Regions from separate parts of the Homo sapiens genome. Here region 2 is linked to region 1. The links are chromatin contacts, found by Hi-C or POLR2A ChIA-PET in ENCODE. All regions are on one chromosome and are shown on one strand. Each heading gives the region's core, a stretch centred on a gene start or an enhancer-like site at or near the end of the contact. The rest is flanking DNA. Distances are from core to core; before and after follow the strand shown. Region 1 overlaps LINC02069 (long intergenic non-protein coding RNA 2069). Region 2 has its middle 33 kb from the start of MAGEF1.

The links. A loop is a pair of places that touch in the nucleus more often than their neighbours do. ChIA-PET counts read pairs that join two places held with the same protein, here RNA polymerase II (POLR2A). Pooled maps may share reads with other maps.
Region 2: a map of endothelial cell of hepatic sinusoid shows a loop between it and region 1 (6-fold over the local background). The contact joins two enhancer-like sites. A Hi-C loop is called at or near these places in 1 of 168 maps with a recorded cell type or tissue (endothelial cell of hepatic sinusoid) and 1 of 50 pooled maps. POLR2A ChIA-PET finds 5 or more read pairs at or near these places in 6 of 52 experiments (AG04450, H1, PC-9 and 3 more).

What each region holds. Positions count from the first base shown.
Region 1 is chr3:184,762,942-184,768,882 of GRCh38, reverse strand. LINC02069 (long intergenic non-protein coding RNA 2069) reads left to right here. Exons shown (of 3, transcript NR_110043.1): 2 at 3,414-3,563. Among named protein-coding and RNA genes, the nearest start is that of LINC02069, 7.2 kb to the left of the region's middle. Within about 2 kb of position 3,067, at least 4 of the 41 ENCODE cell types and tissues checked have a DNase peak (open chromatin) inside an H3K27ac peak, as active enhancers do.
Region 2 is chr3:184,675,863-184,681,803 of GRCh38, reverse strand. No RefSeq gene overlaps it. Among named protein-coding and RNA genes, the nearest start is that of MAGEF1, 33 kb to the left of the region's middle. RefSeq lists enhancers at 2,646-3,151, 3,152-3,656. Within about 2 kb of position 2,623, at least 5 of the 41 ENCODE cell types and tissues checked have a DNase peak (open chromatin) inside an H3K27ac peak, as active enhancers do.

The DNA.
Region 1 (5,941 bases), core at 1,818-4,317:
AAAAATACAAAAATCAGCTGGATGTGATGGCAGGTGCCTGTAGTCCCAGCTACTCAAGAGGCTGAGGCAGGAGAATCACTTGAACCCGGGAGGTGGAGGTTGCCGTGAGCCAAGATAACACCACTGCACTCCAGCCTGGGCAATAGAGCGAGACTCCTTCTCAAAAAAATAAAAATAAAAGCAAAATGTGACTAAGAATCAGACAGTAACAGAAAATATCAGTAACAAAAGAGTCCACACCTGCCTTTCTCATTGCTATTATTTGATACCAGAACTACCTGAAATCTTTCAGAAAGAGGGAAGAGCATTCTTTTCCTGGGAGCTTTCTAGGTGCAGACTTCCGCTCATAGCTGACAGTGCACAATGGGCAAAGAGTGACCAGGCTGACTTCTTCTTCTTCTTCTTTTTTTTTTGAGATGGAGTTTTGCTCTTGTCGCCCAGGCTGGAGTGCAGTGGTGTGATCTTAGCTCACTGTAACCCACGCTTCCCGAGTTCAAGCGATTCTCCTGCCTCAGCCTCCCAAATAGCTGGGATTACAGGCACCCGCCAACACGCCCAGCTAATTTTTGTATTTTTAGCACAGACGGGGATTCACCATGTTGGCCAGGCTGGTCTCGAACTCCTGATCTCAGGTGATCCTCCTCAGCCTCCCAAAGTGTTGGGCTTACAGGCGTGAAACACCGCGCCTGGCCTATGCTGTCTTCTGGAGATGGACTGAAGGCCACACCAGGCCTCGGGACACAGCCTGAGGGCTTCAACCCCTGGGAAGGGATTTCTTCAGAAAACAAAGCTGAAAGAGGCAGGTCTCCTGATTTAACGGGGCATTTGGTTCAGCCTTTGCGATGGAGGTATTCACCTGTGCTGTGAGCTCTGCATCCTCCCCTACCTAACCAGCACAATTTGTTACATGAAATCTGTATGACTTTAGGCAAGGCACCAACCACCCTGCTTTGTGCCTCAGTGTCCTCGTTTATAAAATGAGAGGTTTCCAAACTCTATTTCTCCTTGAAACAGGAGAATCTGGTGAAGCCCCCTTAGTGGAAGGGAGTTCCATCCCTGCCCCTTCCACTTGCTGACAGTCTGCATGTGGCGGGGGCACGCGTTTCTCTAATCCACAGTGTACGTGTAGTGGGTGCTGTCCCCCCCAGGAACCACCCTTGGCTGAAGGGAGCCGTCTTGCCTGGGTTTCCCCCTCCCAGAGGGCACAAGGATCCCATCGCCTCAATGGGGGCACATCTTAAAAGGGCCACCCAAGCTTCAGCACACCAGCCTCGCTGCCGTTCAGCCTTTCCTGTGCCAGCCTGCCTTCATGACTCCCCAGCGGGGCTGCTCCGTGAGTGCTCCCAGTTACCCTGCATGCCGACAGCCCATGAGTGCTCCCAGTTACCCCGCACACCCAGAGCCTGCGTTTTGAGAACCTGGCCCAAAGCAGTACTCAACCACAAAACAGGGGCAGATTCCTACCTCTCGGCTACGGTGAGGGTTAAGTGAGCACACTGCTCACATGAAATTTCCTCTCCAACGCAGCGCCTGGACTATAGTAAATGAGCCATACATACTTGTTCATTTCCTCCCTCTCTCCATTCTTTCTTCCCCCAAGTGTGTTTATAGTCTTTATTGTGAGTGTTCTCTATCCTTGGAGAGAGACATCTGGCTCTCTGTTCATTGGCAGAACTGAAGTGATTGACACACTCTAAACCTAGTAAGTGTCTCATCCCTTTCTGACATACAATTGTTTATGTAGCTGTGCTCACTCCTCATACCAACACACACACACGCACACACACACACACGTACAGACACACACACGCACACACATGCCCACAAGTGGTATTGCCGAATCCTGCAGTCTTTGTAGTTTCACAAACATCCAAATCTTGACACCACTGCCACAACACACAGAGAACTGCTTGTGTGGAGACCTGTATGCCAGGTGCTGTGAGACATCCCAGGAGGGAGAAGCTCATTTTCCAATGATGGAATCAAGGAGGGCTTCATGAGAGAGGTGACATTTGTCATGGGCTTTGAAGGCTGCATAGAAATCCAGCAGGCAGAGGGGTGGGAGTGGCTTTCCAAGCCAAGGGAACTGTGGAGTTGGGAAAACACAAAGCATGTCTAGGCAAATCCTCCAGTCTAACTGAAGATAAAGCTTCAAGAGGAGGATGAGAGGGAGGAGCCAAGGGTGGGAAGGTAGTTTGTGACTTGACTGGGTGGGGCCTTGAGTGCCAAGCTGAGGCCAGAAGTAATGAGATTCTACTGACAATTTCTGAGAGGTGGAGGGAGAGCTTTTGGAAGGTCAGTCATGGAGATGATTGAATGAAAAAGATACTGAGGTCAGGCCAGACGCGGTGCCTCATGCCTGTAATCCCAGCACTTTGGGAGGCCAAGGTGGGTGGATCATATGAGGTGAGGAGTTCGAGACCAGCCTGGCCAACATGACAAAACCTTGTCTCTACTAAAAATAGAAAAGGTAACTGAGAGTGGTGGCACACACCTGTAGTCCCAGCTATTCGGGAGGCTGAGCTAGGAGAATCGCTTGAACCCAGGAGGCAGAAGTTCTAGTGAGCCGAGATCACGGTGCTGCACTCCATCCTGGGAGACAGAGCAAGACTCCATCTCAAAAAAAAAAAAAAAAAAAAAAAAAAAGGAAAGATACTGAGGTCAGAAAAACAGTGAGGAGGCCGTGGTAACAGACAGAGCTAGCAAGGACCCCCCTCCTGGAGAGGGGATTGGTAGACCAGGAGAACAGGAGGAGTCTCAGGATAAGAATGTGAGCATCCACCCCTTCCAGATCACCACTACCACGAAAACCTTCAGGGGCAGCTGTGCACATACCCCCAGCTCATCATCTGAGAACGGGTGCCAAGTGAACTCCATCTCCAGAAATTGTTTGGGGAAGTGAAAGAGGAAACCGAACTCAAAATAAGGGTGCCTGACTCACTGTCTCTCAGTGACCATGTGCAGAAAAATCCTCTGAGCCTGCCACCAGCCACCTCCTCTGTCCACACCTTACTTCACAGGAATTCAGACACCAAGAGGGAGTCCCACACACGAAACACCTGGAGACGTGAAGAAACAGACTCAGCCCTACCTCCCTCCTCCCTCGCTGCGAGGTCTTGGGCAATCACTGACATATTTCCGGGCCTCAGTTTTCTCATCTATAAAATGATAATAATAACCAGCACTACCCATTTGTGGGACTTTTATGAGATCAAATAGCCCAATAAACTCGAAAATGCTTAAAGCTCTTTGGAAGAAATGCAAGTGTAATTGTTGAAGTTGTTATGTCATTGGATATTACTATCGCCACTACCGCTATAAACTTGCATATCTCTTTTCTCTGAAGAGGTCAAATGCTGTTCATGGTGTTCTTCTTTCATGAATAATTTCCAAACACCTCCTCTTGTTTACAGGTGGGCCCTACACGAGAAGGTTCCACAGATACTGCCTGCCTAAAGTGGATCTTGAGTCAGATCCTACGAAAGCCAGAAGGAGGGCATGGCTGAGAGTACCTCGGAGAGGCAGAAAAAGGGGAGCTGACTCAACACTGCTCTGTTGGGAAGGTGCGGTGTCCCGGGGAGGGAAAGGCAGGTGACTCAAGGTGAAACTTTCTGGACACAGAGGAGCTGGGATCTCTCATCCAATTCATGCAAATCCTTGGCTGCCTCAACCCAGATCCCACCCCTCCCCATACGAGGCTACCTTCTGGTCTCACTGCCTTGAAATCTAACAGTGCAGCCAACGTGACTCACCAACCATGTGGCTTGCAAACATCACTAAGCTTGTCTCATTTTCCTCATCTGTAAAATGGTTTAATAATCTCTGAGCTGCCTGCCTTCCAGGGCTGATGTGGGGAGGAGGAACCCATGGGCTGAGGATGTAAGAATGCTTTGGTGACTATGAGGTGTTGTATCAAGGTAAAGGGTTGTTGAGGGAATGTTTTAAGATGATTTCTGGGTCAGGCGCGGTGGCTCACACCTGTAATTCCAGAACTTTGGGAGGCCAAGGCAGGTAGATCACCTGAGGTCAGGGGTTCGAGACCAGCCTGGCCAACATGGTGAAACCCTGTCTCTACTAAAAATACAAAAAATTAGCCAGGCGTGGTGGCAGGCACCTATGATCCCAGCTACTCGGCAAGCTGAAGCAGGAGAATTCCTTGAACCCGAGAGGCAGAGGTTGCAGTGAGCCAAGATCGCGCCATTGCAATCCAGCCTGGGCAACAGAGTGAGACTCCGTCTCAAAAAAAAAAAAAAATGACTTCTGGCTTGAGGGTGGTGGTGGTGGTGGCGACTGGAGGCTGCTCTGGAGTGGTTAGGGGAGATGTTGGGGGAATCCCAGGAAGCCAGACCCAAAGTTCCAAAGTAGGGAGAATTCTCTTGAACATAGGTTTAAAGTATCTCTTAGTATTCTGGTACAAAGTTCCTTCTTCCCCCAAAAAGCAAATCACAAGACCAGGACAATGTGTGGGGATCACGATCTTCCGGCAGCCCACAGCTTGGCTGTTGCACTCTTCCTGAATGCCTCTGGACTTTCTAGACAGAGGCACGGAGCTGGTCTGGGACAGTCCCTCCAACCAGACTCTGATCACACCCCCAAACTCAAGCCCACCAGGCTGACTGATGTTGACTTCTACCAGTTGAAGGCCATCCTTAGCCACACTTTCCCTCCTTGGTGTAGTGGCCATAGACTCCGGAACTAGACTGTCTGGGTTCAAACCCCAGGTTTACTAATAGCCAGCCATGTGTGCTCTTGGGCAGGTTATTAACCCTTCTGGGCCTTCACTTCCCCATCTGTATTTGTGGCTAATAGGGCCCATCTCATAGCCTTGTTTTAAGAGTTAAATGTATTAACAAAGTGTTTAGCACAGTGCTTGCCACTAAATAAGCACTATTTCTGTACTGGCTCCTTCTGCCAAGATTGAGCTGAAGGTCTGTTTTTTGTTTTTGTTTTTGTTTTTGTTTTTGTTTGAGATGGAGTCTCGCTTTGTCACCAGGCTGGAGTGCAGTGACGTGATCTCGACTCACTGCAACCTCCACCTCCTGGGTTCAAGCGATTCCCCTGCCTCAGCCTCCTGAGTAGCTGGGACTACAGGCACGCATCACCACGCCCAGCTAATTTTTTTGTATTTCAGTAGAGACAGAGTTTCACCATGTTGTCCAGGATGGTCTTGATCTCTTGACCTCATGATCCACCTGCCTTGGCCTCCCAAAGCGCTGGGATTACAGGCATGAGCCACCACACCTGGCCTTAAGGTCTGTTTTTGAGAGGCCTCTGTGACTGCTTTCTGCTGTATTGCCTTCCTCCACAGTTGCCTTTTTTCCTTGTCATGTTGGTGCTTCCTGGTCACACAGAAGCAGAGAGCCAGCATTCATCCTTCTTGGGAACTCTCGGTCCTCTCCTCTTGCCTGGGTTTGAGATCCTCCTTTACAAAGTCATGTCCCTCTCATCATTCAAAACTCTGCTCAGTACCTATGTCCTTCATGAAACATGGTAGTGGTGGCCATAGTGGGAGAAGCATAAACTCTGGGATCAGACAGACCTGGGTTTGAATCCAAGCCTAACTTGTCCCACCAGCTGGGTGACCTTGGGCAATTACTTTACCTCTCTTAGTCTCAATTTCCTTACTTGTAACATGAGGTAAGTATCTCTTCCTCATGGATGAAGATGAGGATGACGCCTGAGGCAGTGATGGCACATAATAGGTGCTCAACAAATGTTACTCTTCCCTCCTCTCAACCTTGCTCTGATAGCAGTTTCTTCTCTCTCCTCCAGCCCTTAACAGCATCTTACAGCCTCAGTAAGAGGTGGAAACATACATACACACTGTGTGTATGTTCTTAGATATTTATCATGTGTTGGCTCTTCTTTCATTCATTCAACATTTATTAGGCATTTGCTATTTGTCTGATGCTCTGCTAGGCCCTGGGGAAGACTAAGACTG
Region 2 (5,941 bases), core at 1,374-3,873, 87 kb after region 1:
ATATTCTATTTAATCAAATATATCCATATTATTTTAACATGTAATCAATATAAAAATTATAAGCATTACTAATGAGATAGTTTACATTTCTTTTTTTTTTTTTTTTTTTGAGATAGAGTCTTACTCAGGCTGGAGTGCAGTGGCATGATCTTGGCTCACTGCAACCTCTGCCTCCCAGGTGTTCAAGTGATTCTCCTGCCTCAGTCTCCCGAGTAGCTGGGATCACAGGCGCCTGCCATCATGCCCAGCTAATTTTTGTATTTTTAGTAGAGATGGGGTTTCACCATGTTGGCCAGGCTGGCCTCAAACTCCTGACCTCAGGTGATCCACCCACCTTGGCCTCCCAAAGTGCTGTGATTACAGGTGTGAGCCACCGCGCCCAGCCTACATTACTTTTTTCATGCTGAATCTTCATTATCTGGGTGTATATCTTACAGCACATCTCAATTGGGATTGGCCACAAGTGCTCCATAGTCATGGGTGGTTGGTGGCTGCCATATTGGACTGTCTAAAGGGACGGGTGACCTGGAGCATCTTGAGCAGATAATAAGAGCAGGTGGTGGGGGCTGAGGACTTTCAGGCAGTAGGGAATAACCGCGGGTTCTTGAGTGAGAGAGTATCCTGGCACAGCGCTCTCACGCTGTGGAGTTTGGAGGCTGCCAAGGAGCTAGAACAAGAAGTTCAAGGACAATGAGAGATCGAAGGAGGAAACCCCAGCAGATGACCAGCCCCACAAGTAGGACTGGGAGCCTTGGCCCTTGCCCTCACCTGAGACTGGAGGAGACCCCAGACGGGGACTGTAAGTATGAATTTACCTCCATGGGGAGGTAGGCAGGTCACCTTGGCAGGCCCTGGTTGGGAGAAGGCTGTTGAGGACCCAGGGGCTGTTTTACGGTTCCTTTGGCTCCCCATTCACGGAAGCAGACTCACACCAGATCCCTCCTGCCTGCTCCCCCCACCACTCCTGCAGCCCATAAAGGGTAATGAAGCTGAAGTTAAAACAGTCACATGAAACCCACTCATTTGAAAGGGCACCTGCTTTAAAGGCCAAATTTCCTGAGCCCAGGTTTATACATTAAGCTACAGAAAGACCTAATTAATTCAGACCCCACTCACTCTGAATTTGGGATAAATTCTGCCTCGGGCTGGTCTGAAGTCTTTCCTTTTGCACTATCTATGAAGAAATGGTTTGCTAAGCAAATAAATAGTGCAGGCCAGATTACAGAGACAGGTCTGGCTTACTTAACTGTTTTTAAGAACTTTAAAAATCACTTTAGCAGCCTCATTCCCAGAAAGTTAATGAGATCATTACAGCTGGTCCTTATCTATTTATTTCAGCATTTCAGTTTTCCAAGCACCTTTATACCCATTAGTTAATGTGACCTGGGGTGGGGAATCCTGTTATTTCTCAGCTTCCAGCAACAGACTTAGTGCCTGGCACACAGTTGGTACTTAATGTTTGCTAAATGAAGGAAGTAGGCCTGGTAAACAATACTAGTCCCATCTTACAGATGAGAAAAAATGAGGCTCAGAGAAGTTAGTTATAATATATTCTGTCCTGGCCACAATGGCTTTGGGGTGTCCCTAGAGCTAGACCAGCCACATAGCTAGTTAGTGATGATATCAGAGCTTGAACCAATGCTGGTTGCGGGTTTCTCTCCACTCTATTACATGTTACCAGGGCTGCTGCTTGACAGCAGTTTATTATCTGAGTTTGAGGAACAGTCTGTTCTTAGGGACCACAACAAAAAAGTCCCATTTTTTTTTTTTTTTTTTTTTTTTTTTGAGACGGAGTCTCGCTCTGTCGCCCAGGCTGGAGTGCAGTGGCGCGATCATCTCGGCTCACTGCAAGCTCTGTCTCCCGGATTCACGTCATTCTCCTGCCTCAGCCTCCCGAGTAGCTGGGACTACAGGGGCCCGCCACCACGCCCGGCTAATTTTTTGTATTTTTTAGTAGAGATGGGGTTTCACTGTGTTAGCCAGGATGGTCTCGATCTCCTGACCTTGTGATCCGCCTTCCAGAGTGCTGGGATTACAGGTGTGAGCCACTGCGCCCGGCCCATTTTTCTTTTGTAAATTGCATTTTCCCCAGGGAAAGGAATCACTGCGTTCTGGAATGTGTGCCTCCGCACTAATCAGCAACAATCCCCTTCTGTGCAGCACCTGACTCTGACACAGGCCTCCTGACACCCGTGGCCCTTGGGATGTCAGGGCCAGTACAGGTCACTTTCCTCCCTGGGGTGGAAGAAATGGGGGCTGCTGCAAATCTATCTGGTCCTGGCTCCTCCGGGGAGTGCTTCCCGAGGCACAGGCCTCCCAGGAAGGATGGTCTTTGTCCTCTGGGTATACCCTTCCCCCACATCAGGGGAGCAGCCTCTGTGGGCTGGGTCTTTCTTGCCACTTATGGGGGGATAGGAAGAGGCCGGTCTCTGTCTCTCTGCCCTTTGTTCTGGAGGCTTGGCTGACTTGGAACACTGCGCAGGGAAAATTCCCTGACCGTGAGATCTGCAGGCTGCAGGGTCCCTGGGGAAGGCTGGCCAGGGGCTCTTTCGAGCTGCAGCTGGAAAGAGGGGTTGGGTTTCAGCGAGCCGGGCTCGGGGACGGCAGCCCGCCTCCCTGGCGGTAAGGGAGCTGGCCCGGCGAGCCAGCTGTGCCTGACAGCTTCCTGTCGAGAGCTGAGGGCCCACATGACCGCTCCCCACTTTGTGGATTAGGGGGCGAAAGGCCCAAGAGGGAGGGAGAGCAGGAGGGGCACTCAGGTGCTCTCTGGCCCAGCTGGGGATGGGGTGAGAAGCAGAGCACCAAAACATTTTTTGTGAAATGAATTCTGCGGGCTCCCGGTCACACGGTCCAGCAAGCTGGCTCGCCCTGGAGAGGGGGTGTGGGGCTGGGGATGCGGTGAGCCTTGGCACTGACTGGGGCCATGGACTGTTTGTTTAAAGTCCCCCTCCCTGCAACCTGACTACACACATCCCCACAGTGTCTGCCAGAGAGGCAATGTGGTAGCCACAGCGCTATGTGTTGAAGAGGAGATGGGATCTGGCCGTGACGCGGGAAAGAACCCAGGCCTGGATTAAAGGGCAGTGCACGCTCTGACCACCCTGGTCTCTCCCGAACTGGACCCCCTGAGCCAAGGGCAGCTGAGGCCAGAGAACTGGGCCTCCCACTGAAGCCGTCCTGACCAGGGATGCCAGGCCTGGCCTAGAGATGCCCCGTTCTGTCCAACAAGCGTTTATTGAGCACCTACTGTATATGGAAGTGTGCACAGAGATAAGTCAAACACAGCCCTGTCTTAAGGAGATACGCTTGAGATGATAAGCTCTGAGTATGACAGGGTGCAGTGCAGGCACACAGAGAAGCTTGGCACCCCAGGGTGCAGCCTTGGGGTTCACAGAGGGCTTCCTGGAGTCAATGATGCCTCAGAGGGAGGAGGAGGCCAGCAGGGCGGTGAAGTCCCTAAGGACCCAGTTTAGCAGTGGGTTTCTGGGGACAGTTGCAGATCCCCACCTCATAGGCAGACCTGTGCACACCTGCCCTGCCATCACCACGTAAGAGTGGCCTAGAACCCCAAAGGTCTCCGGTGAGGAACAGCAAACTGGGCACAGGCCTTGCCGGGGTTTCTGGGTCAGCTGAGCTCACTTCCCCTGTCCCTGGTCCACACACCTTGAGAATGATGCAATAGATGTCAGGGAGAAGGAGGGGGTGCCGTGCAGCCCACCAGGTGTGGGCCTTCCCCTTCACTGACCTCTAAACAAGACCCCACAGCCCTGGGGCAAAAGCCCCGGGCACCGACACTTCACTAATATCTGAGCTTTTGTGCTGTTGAACACCAAGGAGCCTTGGCCTCCTCCCTGGAGGGATTTCTGGTGCAGCTATCGGCCCTGTAGGTGATTTTTGTTCCAGCTCTATCTCTATTGTTTACATAGCTCAGAGTTCCATGGAGTGAGAGAAACATGCTTTCCTTTCCACTAAAGGTGCTATGAAAAACAGCCGGTCTGTGGAGGGGCAGGAGGGAAGGCCGTGTGTGCTGTTCGGCCCCTCATTCTGACAGGCTCTTCTGGTCTCCAGAGTCCTCTCTGTCCAGGATACCTGTTTGTCACGCTCTCCCTGGAGCTGGCTCAGCTGGAGGCTCTGGGACTCGGAAGGAGCCCCCATTCTAGAACTCTCACTGGGAGTTCTGGCTCTACGAATGGAGTTGTCCCTGCATGGAGTCCTACAGGCCTGGATGCCACCAAAAGAGGGGGCAGTGGAATGCTACTCCCCCTCTAATCTGGCCACCAACTGCCACCTTATCTGCAGGCCCTGACAAGGGTGACAGAAGCTGATGCCTGGATGTCCAGCAGGCAGGACGATGGGAGAGCGGAGGGGGCAGATGGTAGAGAAGGAGGCAAAAAGCAGCCCCACTCACCCTGGGGAGGGACCGAAATCTCCTGCTTTAAAGCCAGCAGGTTCCGCCTCTGGGTATTCTCTCCAGCACCATTTTTCCTTCTTCACTACAGAGATTTTATTTCTCTCTTGCTTGGTTTGAGAACTGTCCTGATGCAGCGGGCAGATGTCTGAGTACTTGAGGGCTCCGGTGATGACTCCTCAGGGTCTCCGCCTGAAGACTTGGTTCAAAGCTCCCAGCCCTCTAGCAGACCTCACCCCTGCCTCTTACCGTTTCCTCTTTCCTTCCTCCTGCAACTTCCCCTTTCTCTGCCTGCATGCAGCCCCTGTGTCTCCAGCACATTCTCCTTTGGGTCTCCGCGTCTTTGGCACTCACGTTCTGCATGTTACTTATCCTGTCCATCGGCCAACAAGCAATGGGTCATGTCACTTTACTTCCCTGGTTTTCATGTCTATGAAATGGTAAAAGTCATGGATGGTGGTGGGTTGTCTGGTGGTCTTGAGAGTCCCTGCAAGACCTTCTACCCTAAGATTTGAAGTATTTACTTATTGATGCCCTGATGCCTGAGCGGGCATTATGGAAAAAAAAAAAAAGAGGCTGCCCAATACCAGCCTGACCAACATGGAGAAAACCCGTGTCTACTAAAAATGCAAAATTAGCTGGGCATGGTGGCACATGCCTGTAATCCCAGCTACTCAGGAGGCTGAGGCAGGAGAATCGCTTGAACCCGGGAGGTGGAGGTTGCAGTGAGCTGAGATTGCACCACTGCACTTCAGCCCGGGCAACAAGAGCGAAACTCTGTCTCAAAAAAAAAAAAAAAAAAAGAGGCTGCCCAATATGTGCACTGGGACTCTCTACCCTTCTTCATTCGAGGCCAGCCTAGGGCTGAGGAGTGATCCCTTTACAGATTCAAGCTGCCACAGGTCAAATGATAGAATGGCGTGCAGCAGGATGGGGAAGCCCAGTGGGAAACGGGGCAGCAGGATGGGCTGGAACAAGCCTTCAGCCCTACCTCTCTCCTTTGACTACTCCAAATATTCTTGACTTCTGAAAAATTCCCAAATGTTTCCGAGCCAAGAATCCCCCAAAGGAGTGGCTCAGTGTCTGGGGTTACAGAGACTTTGTTACTGCAGCAAAGCATACTACAACCCATTTACTGGTTTAATTTAATTATTTATGATAACACTTCAGAGTAAAAACTACACTTGTCAAAATAAAGGGGACTTTGTGCTGCAGTGACCCAGATTTTATTGTTGCATTACCTAATGCACCGAAACCTGGTAATCGGCACCAGATCTCCCTGCCACTTGGGCAAATCAGCACTGAATGAGGAAGGCTGAAATGGATTACTGCTTCCTGGGGGAATTATTTTCAACGATTCAAACAAAATGGCATTTTGATTTTCTTCCTCCCACTCTAGTTGCATCCCCTTTCCCCCAAATAACCTGGTTTCTACACATATATTTGACTGTTTGCCGTTACCTCTGTGCCCTTAGATCACCTCCCTTTCTTTGCACATACAGTTTCTTCTGCCTAGGATGCCTTCTCCACCAC